2 separate regions of the Homo sapiens genome follow, and region 2 is linked to region 1. Evidence: chromatin contacts called from ENCODE Hi-C or POLR2A ChIA-PET data. All regions are on one chromosome and are shown on one strand. Each heading gives the region's core, a stretch centred on a gene start or an enhancer-like site at or near the end of the contact. The rest is flanking DNA. Distances are from core to core; before and after follow the strand shown. Region 1 has its middle 58 kb from the start of LINC01010. Region 2 overlaps LOC105378009 (a long non-coding RNA gene).

Evidence for each region. A loop is a pair of places that touch in the nucleus more often than their neighbours do. ChIA-PET counts read pairs that join two places held with the same protein, here RNA polymerase II (POLR2A). Pooled maps may share reads with other maps.
Region 2: a pooled map of heart left ventricle shows a loop between it and region 1 (2.5-fold over the local background). The contact joins two enhancer-like sites. A Hi-C loop is called at or near these places in 1 of 168 maps with a recorded cell type or tissue (CD14-positive monocyte) and 10 of 50 pooled maps. POLR2A ChIA-PET finds 5 or more read pairs at or near these places in 13 of 52 experiments (BJ, CD8-positive, alpha-beta T cell, GM12878 and 10 more).

Annotation. Positions count from the first base shown.
Region 1 is chr6:134,376,411-134,382,539 of GRCh38, forward strand. No RefSeq gene overlaps it. Among named protein-coding and RNA genes, the nearest start is that of LINC01010, 58 kb to the right of the region's middle. RefSeq lists a silencer at 4,083-4,142. Within about 2 kb of position 2,806, at least 7 of the 41 ENCODE cell types and tissues checked have a DNase peak (open chromatin) inside an H3K27ac peak, as active enhancers do.
Region 2 is chr6:134,339,579-134,345,707 of GRCh38, forward strand. All of the region lies in intron 1 of LOC105378009 (a long non-coding RNA gene), which reads right to left. Among named protein-coding and RNA genes, the nearest start is that of SGK1, 25 kb to the left of the region's middle. Within about 2 kb of position 2,828, at least 4 of the 41 ENCODE cell types and tissues checked have a DNase peak (open chromatin) inside an H3K27ac peak, as active enhancers do.

The sequences.
Region 1 (6,129 bases), core at 1,556-4,055:
CTATGATGATGGAAAGTCTCGCTATGTTGCCCAGGATGGTCTCAAACTCCTGGCTTCAAGCAGTCCTTCTCCCTTAGCCCTGCAAAATGCTGGTAATACAGGCATGAGCCACTATGCCAGGGCAAGGTTTTTTTTTAATGTGATAATTAGCAGTAAAAGTGGGATAAAAGACATTATATGGACCAGTACATGCCGTGTTCATGGTGCCAAATAGCTTCCATTTCCGCCCTTCCGCCCTTGCCTCTTTGCTGCCTTCTGGACCAAAGTTGTCTGTCTTGGAGGCAGACTTGTGTAATTACTTTAACAATCTCACTTGCCCTCTGGTTTCTGGTTGGCTTTGTCCAATGGAGAGCCCCTGCAGGAGGTCAGAAGGAAGATCACAGTGCGGTCTGGTCCCACATTCCCCTGCTTCCTGCCTACAGAGTTGGCTTGGGCTGGCTGCATGATTGCGAGCAAAGACCATAACTCCTCTCAAGGTGACCCTTTCCACACTCTCTCCTCTTGCTCCTTTACACCTCAGGGTTGTAACATCTGCTGTGACTAGCCCCAGCATGTCACTCTTCTTTGTGGTTTTCCCACATCTGCCTATACCCTATCAACAGTCCCTTTACTCAACCCTCCTGGAGTATGCCACTTGCTTCCTGTTGGGGCCCTGATTGATATACCTACTAGGGATTCCACTTATGATCACTCTCATTTTGCTCAGGAGTCGAAGTTATGGTGATAGACATTGTATCCACAGGTGTAACTACTTGAAAGAGAAGCAATTTTTGGAATCATACCCTACCATCTGCCTTTGTTTTATTAGATCTAAAAATCTAAATTAACCATATTTTCATTTTGTCCTAAAATGCCTTATTATTGTATTTTTCTCAACACTTCTATAATATGCCATGCATATTCTTATTTTTTGAAAATTATATAATTTGTTGGTAATTACTAATTTTATGTACCTACACTACTTACTCTGTTGCCAGGCTGGAGTGCAGTGGCGTAATCCTGGCTCACTGCAACCTCCCCTCCTGGGTTCAAGTGATTCTCCTGCCTCAGCCTCCTGAGTAGCTGAGATTACAGGCACGTGCTACCACACCCGGCTACTTTTTATATTTTTAGTAGAGAAGGGGTTTCACCATGTTGGCCAGGATGGTCTCGATCTCTTGACCTTGTGATCCACCCGCCTTGGCCTCCCAAAGTGCTGGGATTACAGGTGTGAGCCACCACACTCAGCCTGTGATATAATTTTCTAATATAAATGAGGGGGCTGGGCACAGTGGCTCACGCCTATAATCCCAAAATTTTGGGAGGCAGAGGCGGGTGGATGACCTGAGGTCAAGAGTTCGAGACCAGCTTGACCAACATGGGGAAACCCTGTCTCTACTAAAAAATACAAAAATTAGCCAGGCATGGTGGTGTACCCCTGTAATCCCAGCTACTTGGGAGGCTGAGGCAGGAGAATCACTTGAACCTGGGAGGCGGAGGTTGCAGTGAGCTGAGATTGCCCCACTGCACTCCAGCCTGGGCTACAGAGCGAGACTCTGTCTCAAAATCAATCAATCAATCAGAGAATTCACAAAAGGAACTAACTTACAGAACTTTATAGCTGGTTACTGGTATTGCTATCCAAATTTGCTGCTTTTCATGCAGGTGTCTTTGTCAAGGATGGGCTGTGACATAAAATGCAAACAACTGTTTTTAATGCTACATTTAGTATACATTTTAAGTTCTCATTTAGGGCAAATGTTCACTGCAAATTAAACTAGAATATACAAACATTTATAATGTAAAATATAACTTGTATTAGGGGTTCCTCACTTGAAGAAAACCCAAAATAAAACTCAACTTGATAAAAAATATTTGAATATATGGGATGATAATTCAAGGTTTTTCCATGAAATAGGAATGTCTCAAATGTCAAAAAGAAAATTGAATTTGAAAGTCCTTTTGAGCATACTGGTTGACTAAAGTGAAGGACACCTTTTTTATTTGTTTATTTATCAATTTACTTATTTATGAAATTTTAAAAATTAAGTAAATTTGCTTCCTCCTCATAGCCTCTTCTCTAAAGCTTATCTTAATCATGTCTTCTCCTTAACCATAAGCCTACATGCTCCTAATTTTATGACTTTGTGATCACTGCAGGTTTTTATACCGTTACTCTAAACAGAATTCCAGGCTTATCTTTGCCATACCAATATCTGATGAAAGTTGTCAGCTGTATACAAAAACAAAATGACCTTCTGCTCAAGTTCCCTACCCCCACCCTCCACCCCACAATGACTGTAAATATAAACACATTTTTAAAATTTCTTAAATATTTTCTTTATAGAAATCCAATTTAATCTCTATATCTGCCAGGATATTCTTTCAATTCATTTATCAGTACACCTTTTGAGGTTATAATAGTATGGAGAATTATAAGGAGAGTTCTAAACCAGGGATAACAAGTTAAGTAACAGGAAGATGCATAAGAAAATCTATTGTTACTGATGGAGGGTCTTGACTACAAGTCTTCCAGGCTCTTGACATTTTGAACAAATAATTGGACAAAACGCACAAAGAAATGAAAGAATGAAGCAGCGAAAGCACAGATTTATTGAAACAAAAGTACATTCCACAGAGAGGGAGCCACAGAAGCAAGCAGCTGATGAGCGCTTGTTACAGAATTTTCTGGGGTTTAAAAATACCCTCTAGAATTTCCCCATTGGTTACTTGGTCACACCCCATGTGAATGAAGGAATGGCCCACAACCAGTCTGATTGGTTGCAGAAGGCGACCAATCAGAGGCTGAAGTGAAGTAACAAAGTTACACTCTTAGGCAAATGAAGACTAGGCCCACAACCAGTCTGACTGGTTATGCGAGGGGGCCGATCAGAGGTACTTTCCATTTATCATCTGCCACACAGTGCAAAGGGAGTAGCCTCTGATCCTTTTGTTACTTCAGTGTGTAGAGGTGGGGTTTTCCTTTTGATTCAGTTATAGGAAGTCAGCACAAATCGGCCTTAGTTTCCCGGCCTCCACACCCTATTCTCCTGTCTCACTGTGGTTTCTTTGTTCACCTTTATCTGTTTAATAGCATGTATTCATGCTTCTCACTGCCACTAATATGTGTTTTGGATGATGCAGCAAGCTAAATACAATTGCTTACAGGTCAATTCATTGAAAATATTTTCACTTCAGCCCTCTTCAAATTAAATAAGTGAAATGAAAGAATAGATCAATTAATCATTTTAGTAGCTAGGCCCTGGGTTATTGAGGTCAGTGACCTTGGTGGGCTGATAAATGAATTTGATCCTGGGGAGGTTTCTGTTTCCCTTGTTTTAATCATTTATGTGTGCCCTATTATTCATAGAGAGAGGTACAGTGCTAGCACTCCAAATTCAAGTTCATTAATATTACACAACAGATGCAGGTGTTTCCAGGACGGCTAAGTCAGAATAGCCCTTTTCACTGGAAAGTGTGAAAGCCAAAGTAATTGTCTTCCAACTATGCAACAGGCACAGAAGTGCATATTAGGATTACTGAAGTTGAAATTTTTACCTGACTCTCATTTGCTTCTTTCCATGCTTTGAAATAACCTTTTCCTTCTTCCTTCTTCTCCTCCTCCTTCTCTTCTTCTTTTTTGTTTTTTTTTTTCTTCTTGTATTTCAAAAATCATAAGGCCAGTAATTTAAAAGCATGGGTAGTCTTTTTCTTTATGAAAGTTTAAGCTAAATACCTGTGCATCTTCATACACTCTTGCTTACTATTGACTGAACAAGTTTGGAATTGAGGAATGCTGATGTTCTAGTTATGCCCATTTTCTTCTACCAAACAAGGTATTAAGTTTTGTCTACATATACAAACTATTGTATAAACAGGAACAAAATGAATTCTGGCAAAAAAAAAAAAAAAAAAAAAACTGGTTATTTTTTAAATGTTTATTTGAATGGGTAAAATCAAATAAAATAGCCAATGGATTATTATTTATTTATTTATTTATTTGAGCCAGGCTCTCACTCTGACGCCTAGGCTGGAGTGCAGTGGCATGATCTCAGCTCACTGCAGCATCAACTTCCTGGGCTCAGATGATCCTCCCACCTCAGCGCCTCTGTAGCTGGGACTGTGGGCGTTCACCACAACACCAGGCTAATTTTTTTGTATTTTCTGTGGAGACGAGGTTTCGCAATGTTGCCAGGCTGGACTTGAACTCTTGGCCTCAAGCAATCTGCCCGCCTCAGCCTTCCAAAGTGCTAGGATTACAGGCGTGAGCCACTATGTCCAGCTGCCAATGAATTATTTACCTAAATTGAACAATTTTTTTCAAATGAGTCTAAAGATAGCCTAACACTCAATTTTCAATCCTCACTAAAGCAGGAATTCTCCAGCGCTCAGAGATAAACAAACAAACAAAAATCCAAGAAAAATATATGGAGCCTTCTTTTTATAATTTGAAATTCTGTAGGTAATTGCATCCCTTCTACCCAGATAAGCTTTCAGTTTCCAAGTTATTCTCATGCTGCCCTAACTCATTTTGAGGATGCAACATTTTAAAGATGAAAAATTTACTGCTTTAAAGAATAGGAAGAATAAACATCATCCATCTTCTAAGATGGACAGCCTTGTCATTACCTCACCTGCTCTTTCTGTATATGCACAGGACTAACATAAATAGTTACACTGAGCCTTAAAGAATTATGCTTTGAGAAGTGATTTAGAAAGAAATAGAGAAGATGAGGGGAGAGACTACAAAAAGGAAGATACCTTCAGCAGGGAGCTGTATGACATTACAACCGTAGCAAAAGCAGCTACTGTATTTAAACCTCCAAAAGAGTGCTGAGCCTGAAAACTTGAGATTTGAGGCACCACATGGATATGTAGCACCTTGGAATGATTTTTGTTCCTATTCTTCTTTTGACTGAGCTCAACTTTAATAGTAGTATTTCACTTTTATCTAGCATTTTATAGTTAACATAACACTTTCGTATAATGACTACAATTTATTTGGCATTAGATGTGTCATTATCTCATTTAATTTGCACAGCAATTGGATGACATGGATTCTACTATTATCCTAATTTTACAAGAAAGGCAGTGAAGCACAGAGAGATGAAGTAACCTGCTTTTTAGCTACGCTGCCATTCTGCACTCAAGCATCCTCTTAGTCTTCTTGACAAGCATATAAGGTAGATACCATCTACTGCTTGCTTAAGAGAAGAGCAATTGCTGATCAGGGAGATTGAGGAATGTACCCAAGGTCACTCAGCTAGTAGACAGTAAAACTGGGGCACAAAGCCCGGTTTAGATTTCTAAATTCTTCCAAGTTGCTTCTAGTGACACTTTTTTTTTTTTTTTTTTTTTTTTTTTTTGCAACTGGAAAATATGGGCTAGCTGGTGAAAGTTCAGGTGGCTGGCAATAATTTTGGTGTGACTCTGAAGTCTTTGAATCCTACTTCAAGACCTACGTACATGGATACAATAAGTATAATTTAATTTTATGTATGTATGATTATACTCTACAATATTTATACTGTTTATATTATGTATTTTATAAATTTTTATACTAAAATCCTAAATGCTAAAATACTAAAATCATGAAACAGTATTTTATACTATTTTATACTGTACTAACACCCTTAAGTTACTATGGTATGTGTGTACCTTAAGGGTGTCACTTATAACATTCTACTGTTTTTCACTGCTATTGTTCTCTCTGAAGGGTCTGGCACTGTGCCTGGTGCATAGCGCGTGCACAGTACATCATAAATGTTTCATGTATAAAAGAATGCACGTGCCTATTTAGGCACACACAGTACTTATATAGCTTATCTTTAAGATGCAGGAGTGGAGATTCAGACTGTCCTTGGATTAATGTAGAAAGTGAAGTGTATCAGAGACCATCTATGTGGTTCACCTGCCTCGCTGCATTCGGTTTTGCTTGTACAACAGAGCATGTGCTGCATGAAGCAGCAAGATGGCTGCTCAGTTCCGCAGGCTGGATACAGCAGGTCTGGTGGAAGGCAGTCCCAGCTGCTTAGATTTTGCCCATTCTCTCTCTCCAAAAAGTAGAATTGCAGACTCTATGGAACACAGGGGTTCAGGCTCACACAAACATGGGTGTTATTACAGAGCAACAGCAAATGCACTACTGAT
Region 2 (6,129 bases), core at 1,578-4,077, 37 kb before region 1:
TTACCATGTAGTGATATGACCAACACAGGGATTCAGGATTGAAATGGTAGGATTGGCTTGTGCAGAGGATGGTTTAATAGATGCCAGCAAGCAGAGAAAGAAGAATTGAGAAATATGCTTGTCCTTTATTTGCTGCTGGATCTGTAGTGTCAGATTCCAGCCAACTGAGAGTATTCCTGGCTTCAGTGATCATCCATCCATCCATCCATCCATCCATCCATCCATCCATCCATCCATCTGTCCAACACATATTTACTGAATGACTAACTATGTATTAGGAATTCATCTATGAGCAGAAATTTAGTAGTGGGGAACAAAGATAAAAATCCCTGCTCTCGTGGTGCTTATGGTTTAGTGAGGAGAGCAAGATAAGAAACAAAATAAGCAGAGTAGGTTATGGAGAAAAGAAAATGAGAAAGCAGCATGGGTAGTGCTACAGTTGGTGGAGAGAAGGCTCCTCTGGAAAGATGACTTTGAGTGAAGGCCTGAAGGACCATGGCATGAGCCATGTGGATAACTGGGGAAAAGCTCCCACAGGGTGATGGCAGGGACAAAGACCCTGAGCTACTTTATGGCACATAAAGGCTGATCGATTTGTAACAGCAAATGACACATGACGAGCCTTTGGTTAAGGTAAATATACATCCCCTCTATGTTTAAGATTATTTTCTGCCAGAAGATGCTGAAGCTAAATATTGACCTAATTTTTTTCTATGTATTATGTTCTTCTTTGAAAATAGAGTACTACGTCATTCCAGCCTGATTGGCAGTTTCTCTAATACTGAAAAGGGATGTGCCAACTGCCACCTAGGAAGTTGGTGGTGAAGCAGTCAGTGACTACAATTTGTGATTGCCTATTGACAAATTAAGACTGAAATTGTCATGACTTGACCTCCTGCTGATGTAAATCCTTAATTACCAAGAGTGTCAAGAAAACTCTTTTCAGTGTCCTGCGCCCTTTCTAATGCCCCTTATTAAATATACATAGCTTTGCATTCTTCCATGGGGTCAACACTCAGCATGCCTTGACTTTTAACTGGCACCATTAATCAACGTGATGTTAATCCAGGATGAACAGCTATCACATTAGGGCGAGTGATAAGAACCAACCATGTTGTTTCATGGATGAAGGTAACATTTTCTATGCAGGGTTTAGTCATTCCTTATGAACTTCACTTCCTGCAAAGGTCTCATGAGACCAGTAGCTCATTTCACAAGAGCTATCTTCAAACTCTTTCCTCAGCCTCACTCTTATTACTACAGTACAATAACGGTTGGGCCTTCAACTAAGTGGACATTTGAGATCTTCATATATCTAAGACATTATATCATACTTCACAGCAAGAGACAGTAAGTCTTCATTTAAGGCCAAATTTCTGGTGTTAGTGGAGAATTCAGTTTGAATGCTTTTATTCATGGAGCTAAAATTGCAAACATATTTTATTTTATTTATTAAGAGACAGGGTCTTGCTCTGTCACCCAGGCTGGAGTGCAGTGGCAGGATCATAGCTCACATAGCCTGGAACTCCTGGACCCCCACGTAGCTGGGATTACGGGTGCAAACCATTGTGCATGGCTTAAAATTGCAAACACATTTGTCTTATCATATTTGTAGTCTGTACTTCAGAGCAAACTAGGATAGAAACGAAGGGAAAACTCAGCCATCTTTACGGTGAGCCAACTTAGGGGCCTATCAGACTCTTCAGTTGGTAATGCAAATATCAGTGAGTGATTTTATAATTTCTTTATTTTCTTTTCTTTTTTGAGACAGAGTCGCACTCTGTCCCACAGGCTGGAGTGCAGTGGCACCATTTCAGCTCACTGCAACCTCTGCCACCCAGGTTCAAGTAATTCTCCTGCCTCAGCCTGCTGAGTAGCTGGGATTACAGGCATGAGCCACCAAGCCCGGCCTGATTTTTGTATTTTTAGCAGAGACAGGGTTTCACCATGTTGGCCAGGCTGGTCTCAAACTCCTGGCCTCAATTGATCTGCGCACCTTGACCTCTCAAAGTGCTGGGATTACAGGCATGAGCTGCTGCATCCGGCCTGATTTTATAATTTATTTCTTATGGTGCCTGGCATATTTATGAAAAACTTGTCTTATGTAAATCACACTTCTGGTTCTTCACAGATTCTCTTCCTACCTGTCCCTTCCCTTTTTCCCCAGGAGCGAAGCATTTCTATGTGTGTGTCTGCACGTGTGCGTGAGAGAGAGCGAGAGAGAGAGAGAGAGTGAGAGAGACAGAGAGAGAGAGAAGGGGTAGACAGAGTTCTGAATCAAGACAAGACATGGGTTTCTGTCCCCACCCCACTACATGGTTACTGGCCATGCCCCTCTCCAGCCTTCACTTTGTCTCTCTGTCTCAATTTGCTCATCAGTAAGAGGAGGACACCTTTTTCTTAATAGGGGTTTGGTGGGTATAAAACGAGGTGATATATGTGAAAAACTTAAAATCTATAATGATTAGCACAGCTTTAATACATCGCTCATCACCTGTGCAGGTCTGGAATCAGCTCCTCCGGGTGTTACCCCAGGATGGCTACGCACCATCTTTGGGAAAATCATTTCAAAAATTGTTTCAGTTACTCCACCTGTGCAAGGAGGGTAGGTATTATGCAAATGTGCAGCAACTGTCTGATCACAGCTCACTAAATAGTAGTATTACGGTTTACAGGGGATGTGGAGAGTGTGCCAGGTTTGAAAACGTCAGAGATCCAGAAACCCAACCTCAAGCTGTGCAGAGAGCCTGGGACTAGCCCAATGGTGTCGTAGCCTCCTGTCCCCAGGGGCTGCAGCTGAACCTTGAAGGGGACCCAACCCTTTCCTGGCCGGGGTGTGGACACATTGGCCTTGGGCAGGCGCTCTTAGGGCAGGCGCCAGGGTGGAGTTGGAGCAAGGCTTCTTGGAGAACCCCTCCCTTGGAAATGAATTCCAGTGCCTAACTGCAGATTTCATTCATTTTAACAAAGGACTACTCCTATTCAGTTTGATTAAAATAGAATACAGACTTCTTAGGAATTATCAACATACATACTTGCCACACATTCGCATACGTGAGAAAGAAGTTAGGATTTGTAGTGCAATGCCTGGAAAGCGTGCCCTTCGCCCAGGTATTCCATATCAGGCCTGCTGTCTGCGAAAACGGCATTCAAAATGAAAGACCAGTGCACATCATAGAGAAAATTTTTTAAGCCAAGACATTTCCTTTTTCCAATCTGTGCAAATTTATTGAACGCACTTAAAATAAAGAGCATTTGGCAAAAACTTTTTTATTATGATCTCTTAGTAAATTAATCATCAGTTACTTATTGAAAGTGTGTCTGCTGGTAGTCAAGCAGGGCTAGATAATACCAAAATAATATATTTGAGCAAGCATTTATTGAATAGTAACAGGCACTGTGCTTGGCATTAATGAGATGAAGACATGGATCCTGTCCTCTAAAAGCTTAGAGAGTGGTTCAGGATGGAGTAGGTGGGGCGTAGCAAATAAATGTTTTCAACACATGAATGTTGTGCTGATGAGAAAGCAGAGGCAGTGGGAACCAGAGAGGAGCTTCCAAATCTGGACGTTCAGAGAAGCCTGCCCTGGGGCTTGGGTTGAGTCTCAGAGGATGAATGGGAGTTGGCAAGCAAAATTGACGGAAGGGTGGGGAAGAGTTCTGTGGTTGGGTGAATAGGAAGGGCAACGTCACAGAGACGTGAAATGACATTATGCCTGCAAATAAATACACAAGGAAAGTCTGAGGCAGACTATGGAGGAAGACGAGCTGGGAGAGAAAGGTAGGCAAAATTAGGCCCCAGAAGGCATCTATGCCGTGCTAAGAAATGTGGACTTTGGGTCTATTGGTGGTCAGAAAAGGCTGAGAGAGTGACTTTGAACATAGCCTCATCCGTTGGCTGGGCATGGTGGCTCATGCCTGTAATCCCAGCACTTTGGGAGGCCAAAGAGGACAGATCACTTCAGGCCAGGAGTTCGAGACCAGCCTGGGCAACGTAGCAAGACTCCCATCTCAAAATTTAAAAAATTATAAAAATAAACATAAAAAAATTTAAAAATGAACATAGCCCTGTCCTCAGAGGATCTAGGGATTATTGAGATAAAGCCCATTACACCCTTAAGTGTAAAGGAGTGAATGTCAGAAAGGCCAACACCTAGGAAGGTTGCATTGACCTTAATAGCTGACAAATGGTAGCTTCTGCTTGCAAACATTGCTTACATACAATGTTTGCTAGTAACTGTTCATTAAAGAGTTTAAAAATATTTTTTTTCCCTTTTAAGAAAATGTATTTATTTATTTATTTATTTAGAGACAGGGTCTCACTCTGTTACCCAGGCTGGAGTGCAGCGGTGCGATCTCTGCTCACTGCAACCTCCACCTTCTGGGTTCAAACGATTCTCCTGCCTCAGCCTCCCAAGTAGCTGGGATTACAGGCACGTGCCACCGTGTCTGGCTCATTTTTTTGTATTTTTAGTAGAGACAGGGTTTCACCATGTTGGCCAGGCTGGTCTTGAACTCCTGACCTTAAATGATCCGCCCACCTCGGCCTCCCAAAGGGCTGGGATTATAGACGTGAGCCACAGCACCCAGCCTTTAAATTTAATTTTAATTTTTAATTTTTATTTCTTTTATGAGGGATGGGGTCTTGGGCACTGTCACTCAGGCTGGAGTGTAGTGGTGAAATTATGGCCCACTGCAGTCTTGACCTGCTGGGCTCCTGAGCAACTAGGACTACAGGTGCACACCAACACACCTGGCTAATTTTTCAAATTTTTTGTAGGGTCTCGCTGTGTTGCCCAGGCTTGTCTCAAACTCTTGGCCTCAGGTGATCCTCCTGCCTCAGCTTCCTAAAGTGCTGGGATTACAGGCATTAGCCACTGTGCTTGGCCAACTACTAACCTTTCTTCTCCAAATTCCAGCTCCACATTTCTTTTTTCAATTTTTGAGACAAGGTCTCATTCTGTCACCCAGGCTGGAGTGCAGTGGTGCAATCTGGCTCACTACAACCTCTGTCTCCAGTGCTCAAGTGATACTCCCACTTTGGCCTCCGGAGTAGTTAGGACCACAGGTGTGCATCACCACACCAGGCTAATTTTTGTATTTTTTTTTTTTTTTTTTTTGGTAGAGACAGGGTTTTGCCATGTTGCTCAGGCTGGTCTTGAACTGCCAGGCTCAAGCTATCTGCTCGCCTCAGCCTTCCAAAGTGCTGGGATTGCAGGCATAAGCCACTGTGCCCAGCCCAACTTCACATTTTTATGTTACTGGGTTAGATTACTTTAACGCAGTTAAATTTAAAGTTTAACTTTTAAATTTTCATGTTAGAAATGATAAGCCGGGTGTGGTGGCACATCCCTGTAGTCCCAGCTACTCAGGAGGCTGAGGCAGGAGGATTACTTGAGCCAGGGGTTCGAGGCCAACCTGGACAACATTAACGTAGTGAAACTCCATCTCTAATATAATAAAAATAAAAATAAAAATAAAAATGATAGCCCAGACTAGGATAAAAAGATAAAGCTGCTCTCAGCCACAGGGAAGCACATCTTTTACATACACTCTTTTCCCTGGGCTTCAAGCAGAAGAACTGATAGAAGACAACTCCGTATTTTGCCACAGGTACAAGCTACATAAGGCGGATCCTATGATGGGAAGCTTTGTTTTAATTTTTATTCCAAAATCCTTTTATTCTCCAACTCAAATTTTCAATAGGCTGGGCGAGGTGGCTCACGCCTGTAATCTCAGCACTTTGGGAGGCCGAGGCAGGAGGATCACCTGAGGTTGGGAGTTCAAGACCAGCCTGACCAACATGGTGAAATCCCGTCTCTACTAAAAATACAAAATTAGCTGGGTGTGGTGGCACATGCCTGTAATCCCAGCTACTCAGGGGGCTGAGGCAGGAGAATCCCTTGAACCTGGGAAGCGGAGGTTGTGGTGAGCCGAGATGGCACCATTGCACTCTGGCCTGGGCAACAAGAGTGAAACTCCATCTCAAAAAAAAATTTTTTTTTCAATAGATAAACATGCATTTTGTTTCAACAATTATGGCAAGGCATTGGGCTGGCTATCAGAGATGCAGCAGAGAGCAAGACAATAAATTGGGTTCATGCCTTCCAGGAGTATAAAGACCAGTGG